Regions from separate parts of the Mus musculus genome. Here all the other regions are linked to region 1. A link is a loop called in an ENCODE intact Hi-C map of the cell type or tissue named here. Cell type or tissue: heart. All regions are shown on one strand. Region 1 has its middle 24 kb from the start of Rbms1. Region 2 has its middle 29 kb from the start of Gm33436. Region 3 has its middle 32 kb from the start of Gm39834. Region 4 has its middle 49 kb from the start of Gm39833. Region 5 has its middle 16 kb from the start of Gm26422. Region 6 overlaps Gm13582 (predicted gene 13582). Region 7 overlaps Rbms1 (RNA binding motif, single stranded interacting protein 1).

Region 1 (4,000 bases):
ATCCCTTTCCCCCAAACATTTTAGATGTTTTGTTTGAACTTAAGGCAGGTCATTTCTTAGGGTGGGCATGCAGTCTTTAACCGGAATTTCTCTGAAGATTGAAGATACCGAGCAGTTATTGCTGTAGCGCCGTGAGAATTTGCACCTGTCTAAGAGCTTATCATTAAAATGCCACTTCTCTGAGGAGAGCATTCATGATACTTTAGTGACCCAGTGCTAACCCTGAAGTCTGGAAGATGGGATGCCAGGGGAATCCAAAAGTGACATCAGGGGAATGGTTGGTTCGGTGACACACACTAGTGAGAATGTCACTGTTACCTGTTCTAGCAGGCACTTGCAGACAGACACTCTTTGACAAAGCTTTCTCAAGTCTTCCCTTTCAGTCTCTTTCTCCCTGTGTATCACTCACTTTCCTGTTGCTGTTTATGGGGACTGCCGACCTATCAGGCTGGATTCAAGGTTTTCATCTTGGATCTGTTTTTTGGGTTTTGTTTTTTCTGGAGGTAAACCACTTTGTTTGTTATGAAAGTCTGGTCTAGCATTTACTCTCCTAAGTTCACTGTTGTGTTGTTGCCTAGATCAAGAAAACGGCCTTTGAGTTCCAAGAAACTGTCCTCCCAACCATCTTCAATTCCTTTCCAAGAACACTCAGCTAGCAATGGGGGAGATCTCTGTGTCTTTTTCTTGCTGGAGCCGTTTGTCCTTATCCATCATGGGCAATGTCCTAGGTAACTGAGAAGAGGGGAGAGGACCAAAAGGTTCAGGGACTTGCTTTGGTGCCGACGACCATTGGTTTGGGTGAGCTTGAACTCGTCGAGAAAGAAGAGTTGAAAACCTTGTGAATACAAATGAAAAGTAAACAAGAAAGGGGCTTTAAACAGTTGCTTCAAATGTAAAAAAAAATCTACTTTATAATACAGTGAAGGAGCTTGCTGCTAAGCTTAGTCACCTGAGACCAGTCCCTGGGACCCACAGAGTGGGAGTTAAAAAAAAAAAACAAACAAAAACAAAAACAAAACTACTCTCTGAGGCTGGAGAGATGGCTCAGTGGTTAAGAGCACTGACTGCTCTTCTTGAGTTCAAATCCCAGCAACCATATGGTGGTTCACAACTATCTCTAATGAGATCTGACGCCCTCTTATGAAGTGTCTGAAGGCAGCTACAGTGTACTTACATATAATAAATAAATACATCTTAAAAAAAAAAACTCTCTTGCAAGTTGTTCTCTGACCATCTGAGGCATACCATGCACTTCACTCCAACACAAGTAAGTAATAAATTTATTTAAAAATAGAAAAAAAAATCAGACATCATACAAACATGTTTGTATTTTGATTATCTTTTGGTGATTATCTTTTGGTAATTGATTATCATGCTACAGCAAACAAAACAATGAGCTGTTATTTTGCATGATTCCTTAGGTAGGATGGAATTAGCTTGGTGGCTTTTCTGTTCCAGGTGACTTTGGCTATGTCACGGATGCAGGTGGATACAACATAGTGGTCTCACTTCCATGAGCTGTCCATTTGTGGCTAAGAGTCCCTTGGTTCTTTATGTGGTTTGTCATTTTGCAAGACACGGTTCCACGTGGGCTCTAACTAGATAGGAGACTAGTCTAGACTTCCTAACTCTGCTTTACAGCTGAGAGTACTTGGTGATGCTTGTGCCTCTCAGTTAAAGAAAGCTTGAGGGCCTTGATGGAGTTCAGTTGGGAGAGGATCTGCCTAGCCCACGTGAAGCCTTGAGTTTAGTCTCCAGCACCAAACAGTGTCAAAAACCTGGTGTATCAGAAGATGTCTGTTGTCTCAGCTCTCACTTGGAAGGCAGAGGGATCAAAAAAAATCATCCTCACCTACATAGCGAGGTTGGAGCCGGCCTGGGCAATCTGAGACTCTGTCTTGAAAATAAAACAAAGAAAAGCTTGAGAAACTAAAAGACCCCATTCCTAATGATTAAGCAGTTAGAACCAAGTGCAGTTTATAGCAGTTTCAGAGATTTGAGGGGTTTTGTTAAGTTGCATACCTAACTGTCACATACTTACAACGGGTTTTCTCATCTACTCCCATCAAAAACTTATTTTTAACTTATCCCCAGTGAGTAATGAAAAGGAAGTTTACTCTAGCCATACTTAATGTTGCTCCAGATGTTAGCATCGGCTTCCAGGGCGTTTGCTGCAAAGGCAATTCTGAACCCCCTCTAGTGGCAAAAATTTTTTTCTTTTTCTTTCTTTTTTTTTTTTTTTCCCAAAGAGCTTGCTTTGAATTAATAAGATGGCTGACTAACATATAACCTAACATAGTTTCAAAACTATTTCTAGCACAGTGCCCACTATATGTGCCTTAGAAGGTTCTTTGGACTCCTAGGACAAATGCACATCTTCTTAAGCAGCATTCAAAAAAACCAACCAAACAAACAAACAAAACAAAACAAAACAAAACAAAAAAAACGGAGGGTTCCTGTTAACTTTTAAAGTATAAAAACTGCTAACTACTCCTTGTAGTTCATGCTCTTAAATAAAAATGTCTTGACAATTAAAACATTCTTGGGTCTGATTTTTAAAGAAGCTGAATTTTAAATGTTCTCTGAAGATGTTTTTTTTTTTAAATAGATGTCCTTCTTCAGCTAGAGAGCAAAAGGTACTGATTGGATGCAGGGCTTTGCAAAGCCACAGTAGCCAAACTTAAACAAATACAGGTGCCAAATCCTTACACTTTCATCTTTAATAAACACAGTTTGGATTTGGTTTGTTGGAGCCAGTGGAGAGGCAACACTCATAACTATCTTCATCAGTCTGCACAAAAGAGGCCACTCTTGCCAAGGTTGGGAATGGGGACACAGAAGTTAGCTAACGATATTCATTCGCTGACCGCATCACCTGCCCATCGACAGGCAGATCTAGTCCTGCCTTTTCAAATGATATTTTCTATACTGCTACTGGAAAAGATCTTACAAAACAGCATTCCCAATTGTTTGTGGAAGCTGATTCAGCTTCTCCTACATCCCCTGGCATGTTGAGACCTCCCCTCCCCCCTTCCCCCTGTCCTCAACAGTAAGGAAATGCAAGAATCCACAGTGGTTCTGTTGTTTGTTTTTAAATCTCCACCATGTAGAACCTGAGGTTACCCAAATAATTTCCAGAGATTTTTTTTTTTTTTTTTGCTTTTTTGCTTTGTTTGAGAGTACAGATAGACTAAAACAGTGTACTCAATCAAATGTTGGGCTGCTTCCTTCGACTACCTCTTAAGTTCAGCTCTTGTAACCAAGCGCGCATCTCTTGTGGTCTCAATTACATCCGGTGTTGTGAGCTGGTAGCATTTCCTCCATTGAGAACGCCCCATCATTTGCCAAACTACATTTCTATGAATACAGAGAGAAGAAACCTCATGGCACTAAAGAGTGACATTTAAGAAAAAACTGAGCTTAAGTAGAACTTTAATTTTGAAAACAAACAACCCAAACCCCCAACTCATTGTATGTGTTGTAAACAGCTTGGTGAGATGATTATTCAAATATATAGGTGACAAAGGCACATGCTGCCTGCCTCAGAAGAACCCTGCTTGTTTTTTCTCGAATATATATATATCCATATATATATATATATATATATATATATATATATATCATTCATATATATATATATATATCCATTTGTCTAACAGAGACCAGAGATTCCGTCCCTACACTAGTTGTACAGACTTGAAATAATGGAAGTTAATTTGCATTTCTTAAAATGGTCTTCTCATAGACATGTTTCTTGGAACAGTATTCTGTGCACACAGCTGCAGTCAATTGAGTAAAAGTTACTCCCAGACAAGAATGAAATTCAACTTAACGGTTTGAACTTGCCGGGAACACAGCCCTGTAGCGTAAGCAAACCACAGGATTGGGAAACTGGACGCAGGTGCCCTGCTGGGGAGATTTCTTGTAAACAGCACCCAATGGGAACCGTCAAGCAGGGTCAGTGTTTCTAACCAAATGATTTCCTGTTCTAGAACAGTGT
Region 2 (4,000 bases), 180 kb after region 1:
ACCAAGTGCTAGGTGAAGCTCTCGGCATGCCGCAGGAGCTCAGAAATAGTGTTGATCACTAAAGTCACACCACCTTCTTAGAGACCTGAACTTTCAACTTTAGCCTAGAAAGAGTGGTCATAATAATTCACTCTTCTTGACAAACGCTGTTTGGACATTTCTGTTCTCAGCTGTGCCTGGCCAAAATAAACCTAATCCAATCTGGCCCAGTTACTGCTTGGCACCATTTTGAACACTAGTCTCATCAGTTGTTATTTTCAGTCTCTGGTTTTCCCAAACAGGCCATTTTTAGAGAGTAGTGAGTTTAAACCTAAGCTGCCAATAAAATAGATTTATCTTGAAAACAGCAGGGCCCTTCTGAAGGAATGTCAATATAAATACACACAGGGTCCAGGGATTCTCTGCAAGTATTGTCACTGGCCTGGGTATGTGCTCAACTATGAACTCTCGAAATTCTATTTTGGGGGGTTCGTGTCTATATATATTTTACCAACCCAGCCATCCACTAGGTTTGGATGTCCTTTCAGAGTGAACTTGATCCTGTTTCACTTTTGGTCTCCCTCCAGAGGAGCGAATGCGCTGGCATAGCTCTGCCATTTGTCAGCCAGAAGTCTGGCTCCACATTTGCTCGTCAATCTAAAGCTAACCTATTCTCATCCGCGCGCTTGCGCGCGCTTGGGGGTTTGTGTAAATCAGCCAGGCGCTCTGTCACTCAGCAGCAGTATCTTTGCCTAGCGGTGTACACCCACATGCCTTTATGAAATGCCTCATTATGCCGGTGGAAGAAATAGTCCCATGAATGTGCTTTTTCAGGGATGGTGACAACAGAATGTTTTAAGTCTATTCACTACCACAAGGATCAATGGCACTTCTGCCAAAGACTTTGCTCACGGGTACAGTAACGCATGTCAGCACTTTCTGAGATTAGAGGGTCTCCCGTGCGAGGTAAGTGGACCAAGTTTTCTGCATGGCTAACAAATGCAACCCCCAGTTTCAGAGCTGAGTGTTTCCTATCTGGCCACGGATCATTACAGACCAACTCTGCTTTGGGGATCCATAATGGCATTTCAACTTTCTCAGCACTTGGGAACCCACAAGTGTGACCCCCAGGTTTATAAAAGAGCCCCCCTTCTTAGTGCAGTGTGCTTTATTCTCTCTTCCTACACTCAGACCCACACGTGCTATAATCAGCTGCTTCAAGAAATGTGTAGTAGTCAAAGGACAGTAGTTCATATATTTATATTCTCTTGATGTTTGGTAATATGTTTGGTATCATGCTTTAATCGTGAATTAGGTGGTCTTTTTAAAAATATTTTAAGATACTTGCTTCCATTTGAAGTGACTGTGATTCTCTTTTAAATGGGTGGTGAGACTAGACTTCATTGGTTCTTTCTGGCATTCCCAAAAGGCACAAAATGACTGATCAACTGAGAATATATATATATACACATATATATACACACGAATATATATACACACACGTATATATATACACACACATGCATATATATGTGTATGTGTGTATGTTTATATGTAGGTATATATGTGTGTGTTTATATGCATGTATATATATATACATACATATATGTGTGTACATATGTATGTATGTATGTGTGTATATATGTATGTGTGTATATATATATATATATATATATATATATATATATATATATATGTTTGTATTGACATGCCAATGTGACCAGTTAACTTTAGTGTCTCCTGGTTATACAGTGGTATTTTAATGTCCAGATAATACAGGAAAATCATGGGGGAAGAGGAGATGGGAAGACTGTCACTCCTAGCTTCTACAGAGAGCATGTTTTATTTCTGTGAGTGGAAAGCCTAATGTCATTACCATTCACTGTGAGAACTCTAAGTAAGACCAATACTGCATTTTTAAAAAATTCAATATCTGTGAAAGGTTATTCATCTAAGAAATGTACCCCCTAAAATTAAGGACTCGCAGACATAACTATATTGTATTGGCCCTCAAAGTGTCTAAAATGGGCAGGATATAGATTCTGTTTAGAGAGCAATAGCTTTTTCCTCACTGTTGTGGATTTTGGACAGCTACAGCAGATCATAGGAATTTAATACTGAATTCCAACCATGAAGTCACTTGGTCACACTACAAGCATTAGCGTCTGCTTAAGTAAAATTGTGTGTGTCATAGTGAAATACAAATCCTAGCTTCCCAGAGCAGTTCCTTCCAGGGTAGCCTTTTCTCTCTGACTTCTGCCCTCTAGTGTTCGCAGCATGAAGTGCAGTCTCAAAAGTTTAAATTTGAAATATAATGATATTTTTGCGATGTCTCAGTATTTTCCCCAGACACCATACGTTAAAGCAAACTTACAGCTAGATGTGCTGACTGGGGCATCGTGTGATGTCAGGGATTTTTCATCTGAGGTTTCAAACCCATCTTCAGGCTCCTAAAGAGCCATTGACTTTGTGTCTAGTTCTTAAGGGTTAAACCCCTCTTCTGCTTTGAATCCTTGCATCTGAATTTGCTTCTACTGTGGTATGCAGAAAGGTAAATAATGCTAATAACTAAGGCATGCAATCAGGAATTACTATAACACGTTCCCCAAGAGGTGGGGGGGGGGGGCATACATTTTGATTACGTAAGAGGTTCAAGGTTTTTAAATTTGACTCTAGAAAAAAAGTGACTGATTTCTTAAAGTTCTTCCAGAAAGCTGGTGCATGTTGACAGTCACAGAACCTCTGAGTCAAACTCAGGGTCTCACTGTGCTTTGACTACACTATTTTTCTTTACTGAAAACAAATTAGGCTTCCAAAGCTGTCTGTAGCTATTACTGCTACCAGGAAAACCGGCCCCAGCTGCTTGTGAGTGCTAACAATAGACCAAGGTCATCCGGGGACCTACCCGGACTGCTCACATGGACAGTACCCACACCTAGCCACAGTGCCTAGTTAGCTCTGCCAAGCTGGCTAGACCAGCCAGGCCAGGCAAGACTGCTATTTTCAGTCGGAGTTCCTAAGAGAAAGCCCTTGACTGCCCTTCAGGCTGCTGGCATTTAATTTTCTACTCAGTCATTCTGAACTACTTTCTGTCCTACGCGCGACGACCTCTCTGGCTCACTTTGTCCTACCTTTTAGGGGACCCCTAAGGCAGGTTCACAGGTATGTCATACTGTGACATTAAAATGAATCTTTTGTGGAACAGGAAAAAAAAAAAAGCTCACCCACTCACGGTTCTGTGTCATCAAATTGCTTCACCGATTGCCTGCACAGGACACCTCAGGCTGTTTCAGACTCCCTTACCCTCTTGTCGTCCTAGCCTCCAGCCACAGCCAGGCCAGGTCTTATCCATGCAGATTGGCCAACATCTGCTGGAGTCTTCTCTTCTCCTCTCCCATGGTCATGTAACTACAGGTCATCTTTTCTCCATGCCTCCAACCTACCACCATCTTAGGAGCTGATCTGGAATTATAACCCTGGTCTACCGGTTTGGGCCTGTTTATCCCACTGACTTGGGGAGCTAAAAGACTAACTGGGAATGTCTTGGGGAGTAAGGAGTTAAGTCAAAAGGTGGAAGGAGCAAGGAAGGGGATGGTGTCTGCTGCCTTGTGAGTACAGCCCAATGCTGCAAGACTTGGAAACCAAGGGGATATTAACACAGAGACGGCATGCTACAGGTGGTAGTGTGTGTACACCTCTAATCCCAACTCTCAGAGGGCAGAGATAAGGAGATAGATCTCTGTGAGTTCAAGGGTAACCTGGTCTATAGAACAAGTTCCAAGACATCTAGGGTACACAAAGAAACCCTGTCTGGAAAAAGCAAACAACAACAACCACAAAACCAAAACAAAAAACAAAACAAACAAACAAAAACCAGAGACAGCCACCGCATACACCTCACACCTCACACATGCTACGCCTCCAGACTTGCTCATTTAATGACCGTACACTTGGATCATCTGTAAATTCCCAGTGTCCATGAAGGGTGAACCTGGAAAAGTCAGCTTCCAGCCCTGTAACT
Region 3 (4,000 bases), 500 kb before region 1:
TATGAATTTCATAGCGGCCAATGATGCTGAACTTATCCGTTACCATTTGTATTTCCCATTTGCAAAAGCATCTACTCTAAGTCTTTGCCCCCTTTAAAATGGAAATATTTTGTGTAAAAAAATCACATGTATTTATGGATTATGTGTTTGTGGGTTGGTGGGTGCGCATGCCACAGTGGGTGAGTGAGGCACTCTAAGGACGGTTTGCAGGAATTAATTCTCAAGGATCAATTTGCATCCTGAGGACTGAACTCTGGTTGTCTGTCAGTTAGGCTGGTGACAAGTACCCCTGCCCACAGACTGTCTCACTGGTCTAGGCTGGTTTCATACTATTGGGGTTTGAAAATTCTTCATGTTTTCTGGATATGAGCCTGATATGCATTTTATAGATATTTTCCCCCAAGACGTTCTATTCTGATTCCAGTGCCTTTCCTAAAGTGACATTTTAAAATCCCCCGCAGTCTTGGGATTGATGTTGACTATGCAGATGCTGTCTGATGCTCCATCTCAGACTCTTGATCATCTCATCCCCATAATATATAATATAATGTATGGGCTGTGGCTGTGGTTTGGGGTCCCTTCCAGATTAATTCTCTAGCAGATTAAAAGAAAACAGACAACCTAAGTGATTTACTTTTAAAACCCATGCAAGAGGGATGGCTCAGCAGGGTGTTCTGACCTTGCTGAGGAGAGGACCTGAGTTCAGTTCATAGCACCCACTATGACAGCTCATGACTACTATATATAACTCCACCTCGTGTGTACTCTTCTGGTCCTTGCACACTCTACTCACGCGAAATACCTTCCCATAGAAAAATACTTAAAAAAAAAAGGTCTTTAAAAAAATCAGTGCAACGTGTGATATATTTATTAGGTATTTTTATCCACAAGTAGTTCTGAGTCGGGCTTAGGAAGGCAGACTCTGCCTCTTATCAGCTAGCTTTGCATCACCTATTATGGGATGCTAGAGCACCACCACTGGAAGGCTCTTAGAGGCCAGGTGGTAAACGCAGGCCATGGATCAGCAGCATCAGCATTACCTAGGAGTCTGTAAGAATTTCAAAGCCTGGACCTTACCTTACCCCAGGTTAGAATTTGCATCTTAATGAGATCCCCAGGTGCACATTAAAGTTTCTGAAACACAGCTGTTCAGTTGGTCTGGTTTTCCTTCAGATTTTCAAACAAAAGAAACCGCAGTCCAGAGAGAGCAAGGACAAGAGCCGGGAAGAGAATCTGACCTTTTTATTTTATGGCTTGTGTGTAGGACCATGCACCACCCACCTCCAGCATCCCGATGACAGCCGCAGCCCAGACTACCCCCATCTCAGCTCTGTGAGAGCTTCGGCATTCTTCATCAGGAAGAGAATAGTCTTTCTGAGTCTTCCTCCAGAAACTCCTCCCTCCCTTCTTATTCCCAGTATCCTCTAAGGATACTCAGCTTTCAAAATGCAGACTTCCAAATTTTCGTAATAAAATGAACTAAAAACTCTTTGGGGAGGAAAGTGATTTTCCCGTTGCATTTGTTTACTCTCGGTGAGCTCCTGAGACGGCTAACACACTAGTTGTTAATCACACCATCTGTTCAAACGGCACTGTGGAACCATTACATTCATCCTTTCTTCTTTTTACGGAAAAAAAAATTTCAGAACACTATGTTTGCGTCTGTTTTGCTCCATCACCTGGCAGTGTAGTGTAAGCTAGTTAATCTTTCCAGTTGAAAATAACTTTCAATTGGCAAATACGTATTTTTAATGTTCATATATCACATACACAGACTCCTCCCCCCCCCAAAATGTGTCCTTTGACATTCCAAACATGGAAAACGCTAAAAGAAAAAGAAAATCTGTTACAGACTGTATGCTTGTCAAAGTTTTAAGCATTTGATTATATTTAAATGAAGCATTCAGGACGATGATTTGTCTGACTGACCCGGAAAATATTTTCCCCGTTGGCCCTGAAGATGGCAGTGCTGTGCAGTTTAGAACAGCTCTTCGTTTCCCCCCCCCCCCCCCACCCCCCCGCCTCACCTCCCCCCCTAAGGAATTTCTGGAATGGCAGAAAGTGGGGGAGGATCCACCAGATCTGAACCTTCTAACACTTAGCACAAACCTCTCCTGAACCCTGGGACAATCTGGTTTGTCTTTCAGTCTCTTTGTTTTTGTTTAAGACTGTACCTTATTCGTTTCCTGTTTCCAGTCGCAATAGAAATGGGACTAGTTGAACGATTATTCCCATGTCGCGGGTAGCCAAGGAAGCGACTATAGCTTACCGAGAAGCTGGTTTGCAACAGCCTGCCTTTTTTTTTTTTTTTTCTTTAATTCTAACAAAGGCTTTACCCAAGATAAACTGAATACTAGAGGTTTTGAGAGCCCACTGGGACCACATCTCTGGCAGCCTCCCTCCGTCTCCTAACTCGGGACGCCTGTTGTATCACATTCTTTACATTTTATTAGCAGGGACTAGAAGAGTCGGTTTGGGGCAGCATATACCAAAGGCGGTCTCTTGACCCTGTCATTGTGAGGTGTTGGCGGGGAGAGAGAGGGAAGAGGCGTGTATATGCCTAACTTTGGGGACTCTTAAAATAGGGTTGTTTAACTAGCCAGAAAAGACTTATTGAAAACAAGCACACGAGGGCTCTTATGTGACATTCTGTCACCAATAAACCAGTAGTGCTTATGTCCTCTGAGCCAACTTCCCCCACCCCCACCGTGGCAAATGCCTCAGCAGTATCTAATTTAACCTTCACCACCACTGTCTGAGGCAGACACAACATCCCTTTGCTGGAGGTTTTTGCCTTTATACGTGGAAACTAAGGTCATGAGACTAGATAAAATTGTTGGGCTTTACATTTTGAACTCTAGAATATGCTGAAGCATTCATCGCCTTGAATTTTGGTTCAATGGAGAGATAACAAAATATTAAGCCCTTATCAATGAAGCATATTTGGTACCCACTTAATGATAAAGAAAAGGAGAGGCCAAGGCTCTAGTACGTCATTCTACCAAGGGCTACACAATTGCAGAGAAGCCAAGCCCCCAGGAAACATACCATTTGTTTTGAAAAAAAAAGGGGGGGGGTGGTTCTAGATAGAAGACTGTATGATGTTAGGCATCTTAATCTAGTGCAACATCTTTAAAGATGAGGGCAACTTAAGAATCGTTCCCTATCTTTTTTCAAAATTTCCACTTGGAGTTTTCAAAGTCAAAGTTTCCCCTCCCCCATCCATCTTGTACTACAAAACAACCATCTCTCTCCCCTTGTGGCGCCTCTCCTACCCCCCCTTCCCCACTTCTCTCCTCTCTCCTCCTCTTCTTCTTCTCTCTCTCCCCCCTTCTTTCCCCTTCCCTTCTCCCTCTCTCTGGCTAAGAGTGCAAAGCAGCTGGGGTGGAAGGTGAAAGATAAAAGCACAAGGATAATCTATCTGTTAGTATTTCAAAATTGTTACTGCGACCAGAAAGAAGGCAGTGTTTACCCTTCTCCCCCAAATGCCTTGGGCGGAGATCACGTCCTACAGAGATTAGACTAATTGGAGGCTGCTGAGGATAACTGGAGAAGCCCCAATCTAAGTCCTCTCAGTGGGAAATGGCTCCTTTGTTAAGGATCTAAGTTCACTTAAACTTCTTCTTAGAAGTTTGTTTTGAATAAAGATTAGATCAATCTGGGCATTTATGACCTCAAAATGAAATTTCTTCTTGGCAAGTATGCCATGGTTTACCAGATACTTGCTGGGAATGTCGTTTCTTTTCTTTTAAGTCCTTCCTTCAGAGTCTATCTTAAATCAACCTTGTATTTCCAGATCTCCTCTTGATCATTCCAGCCAGTGTTGCTCACCGCCCCTTCCCATTATCTACAGACCTTCCATTTTAGCAATTGGTTCACTTTCAGTTTAGAGACCTCTTTAATACTGCTAAGTTTTATTTCCTCTTCCAAGTCAATACAGTGTAGAGTTTGCGTTTGTTTTTTTAATTTTTTAATTTTTTTTTTATTTTTATCTTTGTGT
Region 4 (4,000 bases), 270 kb before region 1:
TTTTTTTTTTGCTTTCCTGTATCTATTTGCACAAACTTAAACACCTTAGCTCAAAGCATCTTTAATTGCTGATTCTTAGTGATTTGCACTTCTCCTTTACTCTTGCTTCCAGTTACCCTGACCACATCGAAGCCTTGTCACCTTGGTGAATTGTACCATGAACACTGAAGAGCCTCAACCAGAGTAGCTCTCAGGTCCTATTACATCACTACTGTTTAGTTTCCTGAACTCCTGTTCTCCTCTTCCAGACCATCAGTGATGGGGGTGGGGATGATAGTTATTGTCCTAGAAGGAGACCCATGTGAGAACTACTGTGATAAAAATGCTGTAGTTGGTGGCCAAGGGTGACTTTCTGTAGTGGAACCCTGTGGGAAGCCGCCCTCACATTCGCCGTTGCAAGATGGCGCTGACATCCTGTGTTCTAAGTGGTAAACAAATAATCTGCGCATGTGCCAAGGGTAGTTCTCCACTCCATGTGCTCTGCCTTCCCCGTGACGACAACTCGGCCGATGGGCTGCAGCCAATCAGGGAGTGACACATCCTAGGCGGAGGATAATTCTCCTTAAAAGGGACGGGGTTTCGCCATTCTCTCTCTTGCTCTTGCTCTCTTGCGCTGTGGCTCCTAAAGATGTAAGCAATAGAGTTCTTGCTCTTGCTCTCTTGCTCTCTGGCTCCTGAAGATGTAAGCAATAAAGCTTTGCCGCAGAAGATTCCGGTTTGTTGCGTTCTTCCTGACCGGTCGCGAGAACGCGTGTAAGAGAACCCCCTATTTTGGGGGTTGGGGGTGGGAGGAGAAAGCATCTACTCTCTGAAATGAACAGAACTGAAGCAAAGCAAAATGCTTGGTCATCGGTTAAGAAGCCCCTCTTTTTATTGCTGAAGGCCTTGCCAGTGTGATTGTTCTAGAAAGTCACCTCCAATGAAATACTCAGCCCTGTCCTGACACCCAAAACATGTCCTGTGTATTAAATCTGCCCCGTTTCCCCTCATTCTTTACTTGACATTCCTCTGAACTTCAGTGTCTTCTTCTTCCTGTGTGAGAGTCATGCTGGCCCCTGGAATAACATGTCCCTTTAGCAATTCCAATGTCCCTGTGTTTTCATCTTCTTGTAGAAACTGGGTGTGCAACTTCCTTGTGCCCGATTGCTAGACAGCTGATACTTATCAGCAATGAAAACCTGTCCTAATGTGATAAATATCATTTTCAACTCCTTGGCAGTAGGTTACACACAAGGAAGTGCAAAGAAAACTGTGGAAGAGCAGAGAGCACATGGAGATAACAGTGTGGAGAGAGAGAGAGAAAGAGAGAGAGAGAGAGACAGAGAGAGAGAGAGACAGAGAGAGAGAGAGACAGAGAGACAGAGAGAAAGAGAGACAGAGAGAGACAGAGAGAGAGACAGAGAGAGAGACACAGAGACAGAGACACAGAGACAGAGAGAGACAGAGAGCGAGACAGAGAGAGGAGAGATGGAAGAGAGACATAAAATGAGACTTTCTTAGACATTGACAATGTTTAACACACATGTGCACACACACAAACACACACACACACCATTTGTTAAACTTCATACTAAAAGATTAGGCATTTCATTGATCTTTGCAATACTTAAAAGCCAAGATTAAACAGCCCTAATTTAAAGGACTTCTCAGTATTGCACTTCTGTCCATGTCCATAATCTTCCTTGTACAGGGACTCTGAGTTCTGGGCCATCATCATTGGGAGGGTGTCTTGGTTGCGTTCTCTGGTTATCTGCATCTGTATGACCACACTAACTCTAAAAGACATCTGACTTAAGTGATACCCAACTGTTGGTTGCCATTCTGAAAGCACTGAAGGGAATAAAATCAGAGTTGCAGAGCAGGAACCAAGGGTAAGAAGATGCTAGATTTCTTAGCCATTCTCATGGTGTGGTGGAGGAACTTAGACCCTTAGAGACCACCCAGCACTGCACCCCACCCCCACCTCCACCCCCAGGGTAGCAATCTGGAAGTGCAATCCCACACCTCCTCCTAACCCAGGTCTGAACTACCACCCAGGGCAAGGGTCATGGCTTCCCATTCACAGCACATTCTCTGATTTGCAATCTCACCCACAGCCTCCGAGTTGTCATTCAATTCAGAGAAAGCCTTTCAACAAGGCCACAGAGGTCACTGAGATGTCCTGAAGCTCCAGGAAAGGCGGAGTTTCCCATTTCCTGACTTAACATCTGCCATTCAGTTTGAGACTCCCTTTTCTTCCTCTTAGCCTTAAAGAAGCAACATTATTGAATAGCCCAGGGCTAAGGGGAGTGAAAAATCTCATTACTTCTCTTCTCTGCTGTCTTCTCTCAAGATGCAATTCCTAGTCAATATTCATGCAACAAATCATTTTTAATTTGAAAGTCACACTGCACCATAAAAATGTACACAAATCCCAGGAAGCTGGGCAGGGAAATGCTATACTCAGCATATGGTAAATACAAGAACCGCTTCCCCAGTGCAAGAGGAATAAATTATCAATTCATCTTCCCGTGGCTGTCTCATCTGGTTAGAAACGATAGCAAAGCTTTAACTAAATATAAATATTGAAGTTCATTAAACTGCTAAGATTCCATCCAAAACCAAAAGCAAAACAATGGATGGCTGGGATTTCTGTCCCATCTCAGTAAATATGCACGGAGTACAAATTGGCTTAAATTAAACAAAATCATATTTAAACGCTGCTTGGAAGTAGTTTTTTAAAGAAAGTAATTCAAAAGACTTCCATAAAAGTGAAAATGACGTGTAGCTGTCCCTACTTCATTGCTAATAAGAATAAAGCTAATTATTTACTTGCAAATAATTACACAAGCAATTCTTATAAGTCACTTTTCATATATTAAGAAGATTGAATGATATGTTTGTGTATCCAACCCCCCTACACACACACACACACACAACATCAACTCCCACTTGCGGAAGCCAGCCTAAAAATACCCAGCAACAAACTCACATAAAACAGAACCAGTATCTCCCTTTTCCATGGTTGTATGTGCCAATGTGTGTAAGTGTATGTATTTATGCGAATGAAAGTACATATAAACAAGAACTTGATTGGAATTTTTCTTATACTTACGAGTGTACAGTCTGACATTTCAAAAATTAAGTAAATTAATGCTAGGTAAACTAAATAATTTTAGCATACTTCCTATGGGAGATCATTCTAGAATGTAGAAGTTGGATGAGACTTTTGTGAGTCTTGCTTCCTTAAATTTGCCACTGAGCCTAACCAAGACCTAGTAAAGGTCAGAGGTTCCCCCAAACCCTGAATTGTAGGAATCAGGCTTGGTGTAGTGCCTGTACTGTAGCTCTCTAGTTTCCATATTTTAAGTAAAAAGGGAAATTGTAAATATAAAGCCCAATAGAATCCACAGTAAGGAAGCCAGCCAATACACATTCAATGTGCAGCAGTGGTGGACCATTCACTGAGATGAACACAATGCTGAGTAGGCCCCAGAGGCCACAAATCTTAGCTCAAGAACTTACCTGCATGTTGTACTTGACTTTGAATATGGGCACAGAGTACAAGAGCTTAAGGATAGCAGAGAGTCTCAGGTAAGTGGGTCTTAGATTGCTGGTCAATCAAATATCAGACAAGAGAATGCCAAGTTGGTTATTTGCTCCAGGTCTTCATGAAGGCTGTAAAAACCAACCAGCATCCAGCAAGTATCGGTTATACTTAGGGAAGAAAATCTGAAAGATCAGAGGCAGAAAAGTCATTGTGAGTGTCACATATGAAGGATGGAGCAGGCGGTAAGCAGACGAGGAGTCAAGAGGTTGAGAAATGGATGGAGGGAACGGCTTGGGCAGAGACCAGGAATCTTGACCCCATGTGCCCCTGGCTGTCCAGCAAACAGAGCTCCTCAGATCCTGATTTCTTCCTACACCTTTCTTAAAATCAGTGGCCAATGGATACTTGAACGCTCTCCTTATAAAACCGGTTAATCACCTCCATTTTATTGATAGATATAGTATAGATTGA
Region 5 (4,000 bases), 390 kb before region 1:
GAAGTCCATGCACACCTGTGCACACACATACCACTGAGGAGAGAGAGAGAGAGAGAGAGAGAGGGGGGGGGGAAGGGGAAAGGAGAGGGGGAGAGGGGATGGAGTAGGGGAAGGGAAGGAGAGTGGGAGGAGGAGAATGAATGAGAAGTGACCTCCATATTTTATGAGAATCATTATGGGTTGAGCAGGACCAAACCTCCTCTGTGAACTCACCTTTCTGTGTCACAGTCTCTCAGTTCCTCAAGCATCTCTACCTGAAACACCTAAGCTGGTTCTGCCTCTGGAAATCCTCAAACTTAGTGTTTCCTCTGCTCTCAACTGTCTCCTAGGTCCCTCTGCTATTGTTTAGGTTTCAACTCAGTGGTACCTCCATAGTACAGCCTGTCCCAGCCACTGTCGCAAAGAAGTGTCTCTACTCTCCTCCTACTTTGTGGTCTTTTATTTATGTGGCCTTTTCCTTGGCAAAGTCTTCCTGTGTAGGCCTGGGTGGTGTGGAGTTTCCTATGTAGACTAGGCTAACCTCCACCTCACAGAGTTGCACCTGCCTCTGCTTCCTGAACACTGGGGTTAAAGGTGTGCACAGCCACACACACCTTTTGTGTTGGTTTCTCATTGATTTTCTACTTCATTTTCAGAACAGGAAAGGAAGCTCTCTGTAGGTGGGGCTTCTGTGTCATTATGACCTGTTGTATTCTGAGCAGAGCCTGGTCCTTTGTAAGCAATCAATACAGATTTGTGGGACAAATTCAAACGAGACTTTTCACCACCACTGGCTTTGGGCCAGTGATGGAGCAATGGCTTTTAAAAAAAAAGAAATCTGGGCGATTGTGATCTTAACCTTGGAATGGAACATCCAGCCCAGCGATTAATCAAATGTGAGAACAGGAAAGGACGTTTCCTGACATGCTGGAACCAGAACCTGTATTTCTCTTATCTCTTCCTTGAGAAGCTGAGATGTTTCCACTTAAAAGAAGGACTGAAAGGAGCGACAGAGAGATGCAGGGATCTAGAAAGCACTGCGGTACAGGAAGCAGACAGCTCAGCCAAAGGACTTGGGGAGTGGGCGCGGGGGTGTACGTCCATCGGGAAAAGGAGTGGCTGATAAGACAGGTCATTTGAAAACAAAACATCAACAAAAACAACAACAAAACCAAGGTAAACACGTGGAAGGTAGACTATTTAGAAGTGTTGATTTCAGAATCACAAAATGTGATTGAAAATGCATTGTGTGGAGAAAATGGGTTGCTGGGGTGAAATCTCCGCTTAGCATAAGAAGAAGTTAATGTCTAAAATCAACAGTTAGGGACTAGCAGTTTATGTCTATAATTTGAAAATAGAAAGGTCGGCTTGCGTAACTCCTGTGAACTAGCTGAGAGAATTATGGACAGTGAGCTCTGGTGGGTTGAGCCATAGAGTGGAGAGAATGGAGTTAGGCAGTTGGCTAGTTTTCTTCTCAGTCTTTCAGGGTCGTCCTGCCATATGACTGGTGAAAAGCCATTGGGCTTTCGCTGTCTCCATCCTCCCTCCAAATGGAGAAGCTGAATAGCTTTCCGTCTGCCTCACGGATGACACTAGGTCTGTGATAAGCCTTAAAGGTTTAAAAGACAAATGGTATAATGCACTTCACAGTGATGGCTTAGAAATTATATAGTTATACTGGGGGTGGGGACAGGGTAGGAGAGAGAGGGGACAGAGAGGGAGGGAGAGAGAGAGGAAAAAGCACAGTTAAGAGAGCCAGTGAAAAAGATGTGTCTGGGAATTATTGGTAGATTTGGACCACAAGAAGCTTAAATTCTTCTACTAGAATTCCCAATTGGCCTACAGCAGGGATGCTCATGGGAAGATAAAAATTATGCCTGAGGTGGAAGACTTCGGGAAAAGTCTTTTAAATATTAACCAGGCTCTTTGAAGTGAATTTGGAAATATTGAAAACTAACTAACAAAGAACGTACTTTTGAGAGCAGTGGTTTAGACAAGGGTAGAAATGACTTTTATTTTCATAATGGATTCTGAAAGCAAATAGACATTTTTTTAAATAAAATATGAAAAGATGATAGTTTAGTTTTGTGTTTCTGATGGCAGAGAGAAACACAATAAGAAAAATAACCCTACTAAACAACAACTTTCAACTTCCATCAGAGCCAAAGAGGACTTGAAATGTAAACGTTTTGACATTCGTAAAATGAAGCATCTTTTGTTATTTGATATCACCGTAAATAGTACCCCATTCCTAACTCAACAGTTGTTCTTAATACAATACAAAGTTGCTTCATTTTTGCTGTTATTGGGCAACTCGGACAGGGTGATTCAACAAGTCCTTGCTGACTAACTTTACCCACGGGAGTGGATTAAACTGACCTTATTCTCAGTGGGTGAGGAGCCTGTTCCCAAGGCATATAAAAGCAGGCGAGTGTCTGCCAAACCCTACTTCCTTCCTGAGTCATTTTAGATATAAACATCCTTGGCTGCAGCTAGAGAGGGGATGAGAAATGGATTTGAAAGATAAATGGGGCAAGAAGATAAAAAAGAAATTACAGCTGCTATTTTAGTGAGTGGTAAAAAGTGAATATTACCTTACTTTTCTGTTTTATGGTTGAGAAAGAGCAAATAGGAAATGCCTTCTAGATAGGCCGAGGGAGGGTCTCCTGGGGACTGTTACCAGTTATCTTCTGGATAAGGCAGTTCTGGGAAAGGAATGCAGGCCTGGTGCCACAGCCAGTCAAAACAGAATACAACTAAACAAACAAACACAGTGTCTGCATATTGCCAGAGTTTAGGATCCTGGATGTGATGGAAACTTTCTGGCTAACATGTCTCCATTTTGCTCACCTCTCCTCACTCCTGTCCCCCTGTCTGCACGGCAGGAACCAGTCCTCCAGACTCCACCTTTTGATTGCAAGCCCTGGATGTGAGATAGGGCCTTTTCTTCTTTTTCCTGTAAACTGTGGTTTCGTGGAGAATTAGTTCCCTTTGGCTGTGAGGCTCTAATAAAGGGAATTTGAAGCTGTATTGGAGCCTTTCTTCTGGCCTGTGAAAGACAGCTGATTTGAGACCATAAAAACCAAACAAGAATACTGAGAAATCTCAGAGTGGCTGCGTCTGTATCCCTGCGTTTGTATCCTTTCATAGGCTGTTGTGTTTTAGGTTTACCTCATTACCCCACAACCCCCTTTAACTTAAAATGGCTTCAATTAGGTCTCAGATTAGGATGCAAAGCTGCATCCTGCCTGAAGATAGGGTAATGAGAGGGAAGGAGTCAGTGGCCGCTTTTAAGATGCTCTGACACTTGTCAGGGGACATTATATAATGGGAGCCTTGGCTTTCTCTTGTGACTTGCTGCTAGCTGCTGAAAAATAAATGGTTACACCAGGAGACATAAAAAGAAATATTACACACACACACACACACACACACACACACACACACACACACACACACGTAGTTTATATATAGTGTAGATATTCCAAAGAAAACTGTATACTAAGATGCACAATTTGATGAGTTTGAAGGTATTAGGTCACCTATGAACTATCACCAAATTAAAATTAACAAGCATGTCTACCTCTCTCAGAAGACTTCTTGTAGCTTTCACAGTTTCTCCGCTTACCTCCTAACTCACCCCAGTCCCCAGCTAGACAATGAACTGCCTTCATATAAATAAAATTATCTTATTTGTTTTCCCTTACTACTTTTTAAAAAATATTTTATTAGGTATTTTCCTCATTTACATTTCCAATGCTATCCCAAAAGTCCCCCCCCCACTCCCCTACCCACCCACTCCTACTTTTTGGCCCTGTACTGGGGCATATAAAGTTTGCAAGTCCAATGGGCCTCTCTTTGCAGTGATGGCCGACTATGCCATCTTTTGATACATATGCAGCTAGAGTCAAGAGCTCCGGGGTACTGGTTAGTTCATAATGTTGTTCCACCTATAGGGTTGCAGACCCCTTTAGCTCCTTGGGTACTTTCTCTAGCTCCTCCATTGGGGCCCTGTGATCCA
Region 6 (4,000 bases), 57 kb before region 1:
TGTCTTTCAAACCTAGACTGAGTTCTTTCTCAACTTATTTCTCTTCAGTCAGTCACCTTCAAAACCATTATTACTAGTCTCTCTGGGTTCCCCAATACGGGGCGTTATCGAGTTCTTTACTTAAAAACCGAAGCGTTCTCCTATGGAACCAATCTGAGGAACATTTTCATCTCACCTAGTTAGACACTGGACCACTCTAACCTGCAGGTTGGCATTAATCTCCATAGTGCCCCGCATGTGACGGAAACTAAGTAAATCTAATTTCCTCCTCGTGAGATTTTATATCGATGAATGAGCATGAGCTGCCTCCTGACATGTTCAAATTGTGTTCACATGAACTGTATCTGTTGTTTTTTTTAAACTGTATGACCTAGAAACTTGCCTAAATCATATAAAAATGTTTTATTATTTTAAAAGCCTGTCTTAAAATATAATCATATAAAGCTCTGACTACTGAAGGAAATCATGCATCCCTGTTTGGTTGGATTTACCTTGTACTGAGAAATGACTCAAAAATCAAAACAAAACAAAACAACAACAATAAAAAAGAAGACGAAACAAAGCAACAGAGCTATGTTCAATAAATGTTTTTCTCCTTGTCTTTTATCAGCCGGGCAAGACACCAACTTAGGGACATTTTCTTCCCCATCTTATTGTACATTTTGTATTGTCTCTTTTTGAGCTAGAATATAAAAGTCTTCTGCAGGCAACTTCAGGGACCAATTAACTCCATTAAATTATATCCAGTTATGTAGTGAACTGAGCCGCTGCTCGTCTGGGGCTGTCTAGAGCTGAGACAATTAGGAGATGGAGAGAAGCAGAGCGGGAGGTTGATTCTATGTGTCACCGAAGCACACTGCAACAATATGCCAGCCTGACTTTCAAAATGGCCTTAAAATATTCCAAACTCAGGGAGTTTCCTTGCTCCAGAGTGGGAGTTGACAGACTGTCTGGCAGCATTAGAAAAGGCAGGGAGAAGCTGATGTCTATATTGTGTCCTCTAATAACATTCTTCTCTTTTTGGCATCTTTCCCTTAGAAGGACCCGCCAGTTTGTGTGTGTGTGTGTGTGTGTGTGTGTGTGTGTATGTGTGTCTACGCAAAGAGCATGGTTTCACATCTGGGAAAACCAAACCGAAGGACACTAACCTTCCCAAGGTCACTTAGAAAATTAGTGCTGTGACCTGGTGTGTGGGTGGAACAGAACCCAGGTGTCCTGGCTCCAGCTTTGTGGTTGGACATTAAAGCATTTTCCTTTGTGGGGAGAAAAAAAAATCACCGGTCCGGGAATTTGGGGGAAGTGAGAGATTAATCAGATTTCCTCTTTCCCTCTTTCCCTCCCTCCCCCACTTGCGAAGATTAAAAACTCGGGAAAGCTAGAGGTGCCTTCTCGGCAGTTCTTAAGCAGGGTCTACCAAACCTTCTCCCACCCTGGACACAAAGCGATCGCCGCTCCTAGAGATTCTGTGCGTTCTCTTGAGAGCCTAGGAGGTGAGGAGTGGTGGAAAGTCAGCCCTCACCTCCAGCGGGTCCCGGGCTCGGCGGCGCCCAAGCCCCGCCCCCGGCCGCCCTTCCCCCGCGGCCTCGGCAGCCAGCCCCTCTCCCCTCTCGCTATCGGGCGCACCCACCCCAGATGCCGCCTGGCACCGAGCGCAGCCGCCGCTGCCGCCGTACTTTCCACTTGTATTGATCACTCCTAGCTGGGCTCAGCCTGCTCCCGGAGCGCTGCGCGGCCAGAGCGCCAGCCCTTGGCAGCTCGGGTACAGTCGGGCTCCCAGAGGAAACTCCTTGGGAGCGCCCTGTCCGGGGTGTCCTCTGCGCTCTGCAGTGTCTTTCTGTCTGCCTGGAAGGAGGAGGAGGAGGAGAAGGAGGAGGAGGAAGAGCAGAAGGAGGAGGAGGAGGTGGAGGAGGAGGACGTCGTCTGGTCCCGGTTGGGAGGTGGAGCAGTGGCAGCAGCAGCCGCCGAGGCAGCCGCCGCCGCCGCCTCCGGAAAGGGAGAGGCAGGAGAGATCGGGACTTGGAAAACCCAAAGTGTCGGCGACCCTGCAAGGCAGGCTTCCTTCCAGCTTCATGGGCAAAGTGTGGAAACAACAGATGTACCCTCAGTACGCCACCTATTACTACCCCCAGTATCTGCAAGCCAAGGTAAGGAGGCTCGGGGAACGGTCGCCAAAGGAAGGGACCCCGGAGGCGCGCGCCGGGCTGGGCTGGGGAGGGGCGCACGGCGACCCTGCCGCCTCCGGGCGCAAGTGCTGGGGTTGCTAACTATAGCGCTGGCCTGGGCAGAGCCGGGCTGCGCGCGGGGCGGCGGCTTCCCGGGGAGCCGATCGCGGCGATCGGGTTACAGAGAGTAGCGGGGGGCGGGGGGGGGGGAGCGACTAGACAGGAAAGGACAGCCAGCCCCTTCCTGGCCAACGAGGAGGGAAGGGTCTCGCGGCCCTGCGGCTCCCTCTCGTCCAGTCGGGGCTGGCGGCCGGCCGACGCTTGGGGCTCTCGGCAGGACCTGCTGGGGGCGTGTGTTTCAGACCTCTCCAGGGCCTCGCCCTGCGGGCAGTAACTGTGGGGGTCCCCTGAGTGGCGCGCAGCCCCCCGCCCCGCCCCGCCCCGCCCCGCCCCGCAGGACTACCCTCCAGCTCCCGCGCGCGCGACGAATGTGGCCGGAGGGGGCCGGGACCGTCTCCTCCCCGCCTCGGGCCCTGTGAGCCCGCCCCTTGCCTCTGATCTTTGTGCGGTGTGGCACTTCACCTGGTTACTGATTTCCACTTTTACGCTGGTGTTTTGGGTAGAGAAGTGGCCAAAGTTCACTCTGCATTCATTGATGTCCCCTTTAATCTTCTCTGTAGCGTTTACATGGGAGGGACAATGGGCAAATTTTGATACATAGACAGAAGTGACTTTGTATGTACTTTTCTCTTTTGTTTTTAAACTGCCTTAGGTGTTCCCAATTCTGCTCAAAAGTGGCACAGCCTTGGGTAAGGACCACTGATGACATGTAGGCAGGTAAATTGTGGCTGGCTTTCCAAGGACCCTGGGTACATTGTTAATGGGCCTATGCTAATTTTACCACAGTTTGATGTCTCCTAAACTAATTTTAAAAATTATTAGGGTTCACGGAAAGTGCATCTTACCTCCCTAGAATAATCTGCCACAGTTAGGGAAAGCAGAAGGCGCTGGTGGGTGCAGCGGCCTCCTTCAGCTGTTAACACCTTAGCATGTCCTTCTAGATCACAAAAGAATCAGGTATGGATGTAGTGTTTGAACTTTGTTTAGGGGATTGCTTGCTGGCAGACGGACACTGCTGACCTGGTACTAAGAATCTGTGCTTCAACCTTGAAAGCTTTTCTTCCTCTCAATGTGTGTGGTCCATGTTGCTCTGTACCTACAACACAGCCCAGTGTTTGTCCATGTAAAAAGGACTTGTCAGCAGAGGCCAGAAATTTCCCAGCACCCAAAGGCCTCCTTACTGCTCTCCTGATTCCCACTTACCTTCTGTTACCAGGGATCTGGAAGGTGCTAGCAACTGCAAGAGCGCCTTGTTCGGCTCCATGTGGTTGGCAGGCCATTGTTTTAGGAACTTGAGGGTGATATTCTCTCTCTCAATCTCTCTCTCTCTCTCTCTCTCTCTTTCTCTCTCTCCCTCTCCTTCTCCCTCTCTCTCTCTTCCTCTCTCCCTCTCTCTTACACACACACACACACACACACACACACACACACACACACACCGCGTGTGTGTGTTGTTCGAAGAAATTTTGTAACGTAATCAATGTGTTACCGTTTAGATGTGTTATATATTTGATGCACTCATGTAAATTATGCAGCATTGGGTGCCTGAAGGACAAGCCTATTCAACACTTAACTCCATGAATAATAAACACGCACATTCAGGTGAAAAACAGGAAGAAAAAGGGGGGGTCGTGTTTCTATGAAACATTTACCTTAGTAATTTTTATGTACCGTTAGTAAGTTAGAAACCAACTACGTAGCATTTAATATAGCTCATG
Region 7 (4,000 bases), 70 kb after region 1:
TGTGGCCTGGGAAATGTTCCATTTTGTCCAAATTTTGATTTCGACGACTTAAAAACTGTATTTGAAGTAGGGTATGGTGGTCTGTCCCTGTGAGCTCAGCATTTGGGAGGTAGGGTATACAGCAGCACCCAGAGTTCAAGGTCTGCTGGACGACAGCCAGATTGTCTCAAGCCAAGTAAACAAATAAATACAAACTGTGTGTGTGTGTGTGTGTGTGTGTGTGTGTGTGTGTGGGCGCACAGTTTGTTCCATAGTGTGTCCTGACTTCCTGTAGGAACCCAGGCCAACTGGCTGAGAGATAGCTGTAGCTCTGCTGTCTCCACCTGCCATTTGAGCTGAAGGGCATTCTGTAGTCGATCAAAAGTGTTCCTACCCTGCCAACTTTGCATCTTGTCTTTCTAAACCCATCCACCTCTTTTCTTCCTTTGGTGACACTTTAGTTTGTTTCAAATATACTAAAACATCGTGTTTTACCTCAGCATGGAACTGTATCCATCTTCTGATATGCCAGACTGTTACTAATTAAAAGGGCTGCCCTTGAAATATAACCGCTTTCCCTGATCTTAATCCCCATTGTGTTTTGATTTCCTCTCTCTTTGTTTCCTGTTCTCTGCAAGTTTTCCTGGTTATTTTGAATACATGACAGTTCTTTGAAAGTGAATTAGAAAGGCAAGACAGGCCAACAGAAGTAGACAGAAACAACCAGCCATCATTTGAGACAGAAGAGCTAAGGAAACTCTTTTCCCCCTATAGTGCATAGTGCTTTGTGAGAAAACTTGAAGATGCTCCGGTTAACACGGAAGTGAGGGCGTGGAGTAGCTTCCAGGAATGAGATGACAATGACATTTGGGCGTCAGATAACACAGAGCTTGTCAGGAAGGATAACTGCTGGTGCCCTTCAGGCTCCAAGAAGGGTCCCAGAGGTACGAGAAAGCTGGCTGCTTAAAATACACAGAGGAAGAAGGAAATGAAGGTTTATTGGTACACAGCTGGGTGTTCTGCAGTTTTTGTTACCCACAGCTCCTGGTGTGTGGAGGGAAGGGAGGAGACACTGGTGGGAACGTTTATCTATACCTTGGACCAGAAGCTTAAAGGATTGGAGTAGATTCTTCAGGGAGGACTTAGATCTTGTTGGGGGGGGGGGAGCATAGTCCCTCCATTTTCCCTTTCTCCCATCATTGATCTGTCAGCACACAGGCGGAAGGCTTGCTTGCTTAGAGGAAGAGGGTGTGGCCTCTGAGAGCCGTGGAGGGGATTCCAGGGGCTATGGCTTAGGACAGTAAGGAGTATGACAGGGCAGCTATGGCATAAGACAGTAGGGAATATGGCAAAGTGTGTTCAGGGGCTATGGTGAAGGACCGTAGGAGTATGACAGGGTATGTCCTACCAGTGGGAACGCTGAAATTTTTAAGCCTGAATGAAAATGACTATAAGAGCCTAGCGCTTGATACAGGGAAAGCTTGAGACATGCTGAGCGACCACAGAAAGGCACCAGCTTTTGAGGGCTCCCTCCTGGAACCCAAGCTCCACCACCTCACTGTGTTCCCATGGTGACCATGCTTTCCCCTTGGGATCAACAAATAAGGCCAATAAACCAAAGTGTTCTGAAACCACTGGTTTGGCAGGCACTGATGTTTTTAAAAGTCACTTGAGAAAAGGCCTTTACCATGCGGCTGATTACCAGGGTTTGATCCCTGGAGTCACTACTCCACATGGTGGTAGAAAAGCACCGAGTCCCGAAAGTGATTGTCTGACCTCCGTACATGTGTACACGTGTGACGCACATATACTGGCACATGTGTATTCAGGTATGCATATAAACACACATACATAGAATTAGAAAATTAAAGAAAAAAGTTTAGATGCAGAAGGTTTTAAGTTGCTCTGATTGTCTAAAACAGTGGTTCTCAACCTGTGGGTTGCAACTCCTCAAGGGGGAATGGCGATCACCTAAGATAATTTGTAAACGCAGCTATTATAACTCATAACAACGTTCATAACAGTGGTAAAATTACGATTATGAAGTAGCAACGAAAGTGATTTATGGTTGAAGGGTGTGATGGTTTGTGATGGCCCAGGGAGTGTCACTGTTAGGAGGTGTAGTCATTGTTGGAGTAGGTGTGTCACAGTGGGTGTGGGCTTTGAGACCTTCACTCTAGCTGCCAGGAAAATCAGTATTCTGCTAGCAGCCTGAAGATGAAGATGGAGAACACTCAGCTCCACCTGGACCATGCCTGCCTGGATGCTGCTATGTTCCTTCTTTGTTGATAATGGACTGAACCTCTGAACCAGCCCCAATTAAATGTTGTCCTTTATAAGACTTGCCTTGGTCATGGTGTCTGCTCACAGCAGTAAAACGGTAACTCAGACAGTGTGGTCACTAGAACATGAGGACCTATGTTAAAGGACCGAAGCCTTAGGAAAGATTGAGAACCACGAGTCTAAAGACAGAGGAAGCTAAGGAGACAAAACGGCAACATGGAGTGGTCATACTCTCTCTCTGTATCTCCATCTCCTCTAACTAGAGAATTTCTTTCTTTTTTTTTTTTTTTTTTTTAAAGATTTATTTATTTATTTATTATATGTAAATACACTGTAGCTGTCTTCAGACACACCAGAAGAGGGCGTCAGATCTCGTTACGGATGGTTGTGAGCCACCATGTGGTTGCTGGGATTTGAACTCCGGACCTTTGGAAGAGCAGTTGGGTGCTCTTACCCACTGAGCCATCTCACCAGCCCCTTTTGTTTTGGGTTTTTTTTTTTTTTTCTGGAGCTGAGGACCGAACCCAGGGCCTTGGGCTTGCTAGGCAAGCGCTCTACCACTGAGCTAAATCCCCAACCCCTTAAAGATTTATTTATTTTATGTGTATGAGTACACTGTAGCTATCTTCAGACACACCAGAAGAGGGCGTCAGATCTCATTATAGATGTTTGTGAGCTACCATGTGGTTACTGAGAATTGAACTCAGGACCTCTGGAAGAGCAAGTTAGTGCTCTTGGCCACTGAGCCATCTCTCCAGCCCCAAGAGAGAATTTCTTGAACTCTCTCCCCTGAAACATTTCCCCTCTATCCTCAGAATAAGTGGCTCTTGCTTTATTCCAAAATGAGTAGGTGCTCCAGTCACTGTATTGTAGCATCATTAATAAAAGCCAATGACCCTATTGTCACCATGCATGTCTTAGGGTTTTCAGGCTTTAATGTCACAAGTCTCTGCTGAAAGCCAAATCTCGGATTTTATTTCTTAGATGTCTTTAAGGGGAAGGGAATAAAAGAAATAGAAAATATTAGGAAAATAGTTCTGATTAAATGTGTCCCTTGACAGTTATCTTGAGCCTCACCAGAGAGTTGTGCAGAAGATTTCCAATAAAAAAAAAAAAAGAAAGAAAAGCAAAAGAAAAGAAGGAGAAAAGAATGTAAATCACAAGGGTTTCTGGAGCCGTGCTCATTAGTGTAATAGAAAAGCATGTAATGCGCAACCCATGGGACTCCGCCAAGGCACCCGAGCAGCTTGCCTGCTGGTTTGACTTTATCTCATCATTTTAGGAAGAAATGCCAATGGAGCAAGCCAAAATGTTAAGTTAGGATTGTAACCTAACTCTGTCATCCTGGGCAGTCCTTCTATGAGAGTCCCAGTCGTTGAAGAGCTAAGCAAATGCCATATTTGAGCCGGGGAAAAATAGATAATCGTCCTCATTTTTTTCCTAGTCAAAGCCCAGTTAAGATCTTAGACACAACATTGTACTTCATTGACATTCCCCATTCACGTCTTGGGTCGGCCGTGTTCTTAATCACATCAGATGCTTTTTTGCTGTGGAAGAAATCTGGAAATGTTAAGAAACACTTCTAGAGCATATTAAAGACTTTCAGAACTCACAAAACTAGCTGCAGTATTGGGGGAAGAAAAAGATCCCAGGAAATACAAAGGCATGCTTCCCACCAGAAGCCCATCTCACTTTGACTGTGCCTTTGATTTTATAATTAGAACTGTTTATTTTTAGG

Evidence for each region. A loop is a pair of places that touch in the nucleus more often than their neighbours do. Peaks named below come from ENCODE experiments on the same cell type or tissue, not always from the same donor. Only the 100,000 strongest peaks of a DNase experiment are listed, where the experiment ranks them.
Region 2: a loop joins it to region 1, with 2.7 times the contacts of the local background. A loop is called at or near these places in 2 of 42 quality-filtered maps.
Region 3: it touches region 1 in a loop (8-fold over the local background); 14 of 42 quality-filtered maps call a loop at or near these places.
Region 4: a loop joins it to region 1, with 2.0 times the contacts of the local background. A loop is called at or near these places in 2 of 42 quality-filtered maps.
Region 5: a loop joins it to region 1, with 4 times the contacts of the local background. A loop is called at or near these places in 3 of 42 quality-filtered maps.
Region 6: it touches region 1 in a loop (3-fold over the local background); 11 of 42 quality-filtered maps call a loop at or near these places.
Region 7: it touches region 1 in a loop (2.1-fold over the local background); 2 of 42 quality-filtered maps call a loop at or near these places.

Annotation. Positions count from the first base shown.
Region 1 is chr2:60,903,620-60,907,619 of GRCm38, reverse strand. It overlaps a transcript of Rbms1 not described here. Among named protein-coding and RNA genes, the nearest start is that of Rbms1, 24 kb to the right of the region's middle. In heart, a CTCF peak has its summit at 2,178 (motif pointing left); a DNase peak (open chromatin) is centred at 3,889; H3K27ac peaks cover 734 bases.
Region 2 is chr2:60,719,361-60,723,360 of GRCm38, reverse strand. It overlaps a transcript of Itgb6 not described here. Among named protein-coding and RNA genes, the nearest start is that of Gm33436, 29 kb to the right of the region's middle. In heart, a CTCF peak has its summit at 2,243 (motif pointing left); DNase peaks (open chromatin) are centred at 660 and 2,920; H3K27ac peaks cover 1,610 bases.
Region 3 is chr2:61,400,428-61,404,427 of GRCm38, reverse strand. No RefSeq gene overlaps it. Among named protein-coding and RNA genes, the nearest start is that of Gm39834, 32 kb to the right of the region's middle. In heart, a CTCF peak has its summit at 1,929 (motif pointing right); DNase peaks (open chromatin) are centred at 1,237, 2,277 and 2,417; H3K4me3 peaks cover 1,980 bases; H3K27ac peaks cover 2,493 bases.
Region 4 is chr2:61,175,086-61,179,085 of GRCm38, reverse strand. No RefSeq gene overlaps it. Among named protein-coding and RNA genes, the nearest start is that of Gm39833, 49 kb to the right of the region's middle. In heart, no CTCF peak of the experiment used is centred here; a DNase peak (open chromatin) is centred at 2,145.
Region 5 is chr2:61,294,152-61,298,151 of GRCm38, reverse strand. No RefSeq gene overlaps it. Among named protein-coding and RNA genes, the nearest start is that of Gm26422, 16 kb to the right of the region's middle. In heart, no CTCF peak of the experiment used is centred here; DNase peaks (open chromatin) are centred at 2,401 and 2,741; H3K27ac peaks cover 899 bases.
Region 6 is chr2:60,960,835-60,964,834 of GRCm38, reverse strand. Gm13582 (predicted gene 13582) reads left to right here. Exons shown (of 4, transcript NR_045335.1): 4 at 1-459. It also overlaps a transcript of Rbms1 not described here. Among named protein-coding and RNA genes, the nearest start is that of Gm33647, 6.2 kb to the left of the region's middle. In heart, no CTCF peak of the experiment used is centred here; DNase peaks (open chromatin) are centred at 1,714 and 2,564; H3K4me3 peaks cover 3,431 bases; H3K27ac peaks cover 3,266 bases.
Region 7 is chr2:60,834,010-60,838,009 of GRCm38, reverse strand. All of the region lies in intron 2 of Rbms1 (RNA binding motif, single stranded interacting protein 1), which reads left to right. Among named protein-coding and RNA genes, the nearest start is that of Rbms1, 45 kb to the left of the region's middle. In heart, a CTCF peak has its summit at 1,728; DNase peaks (open chromatin) are centred at 219, 1,619 and 3,499.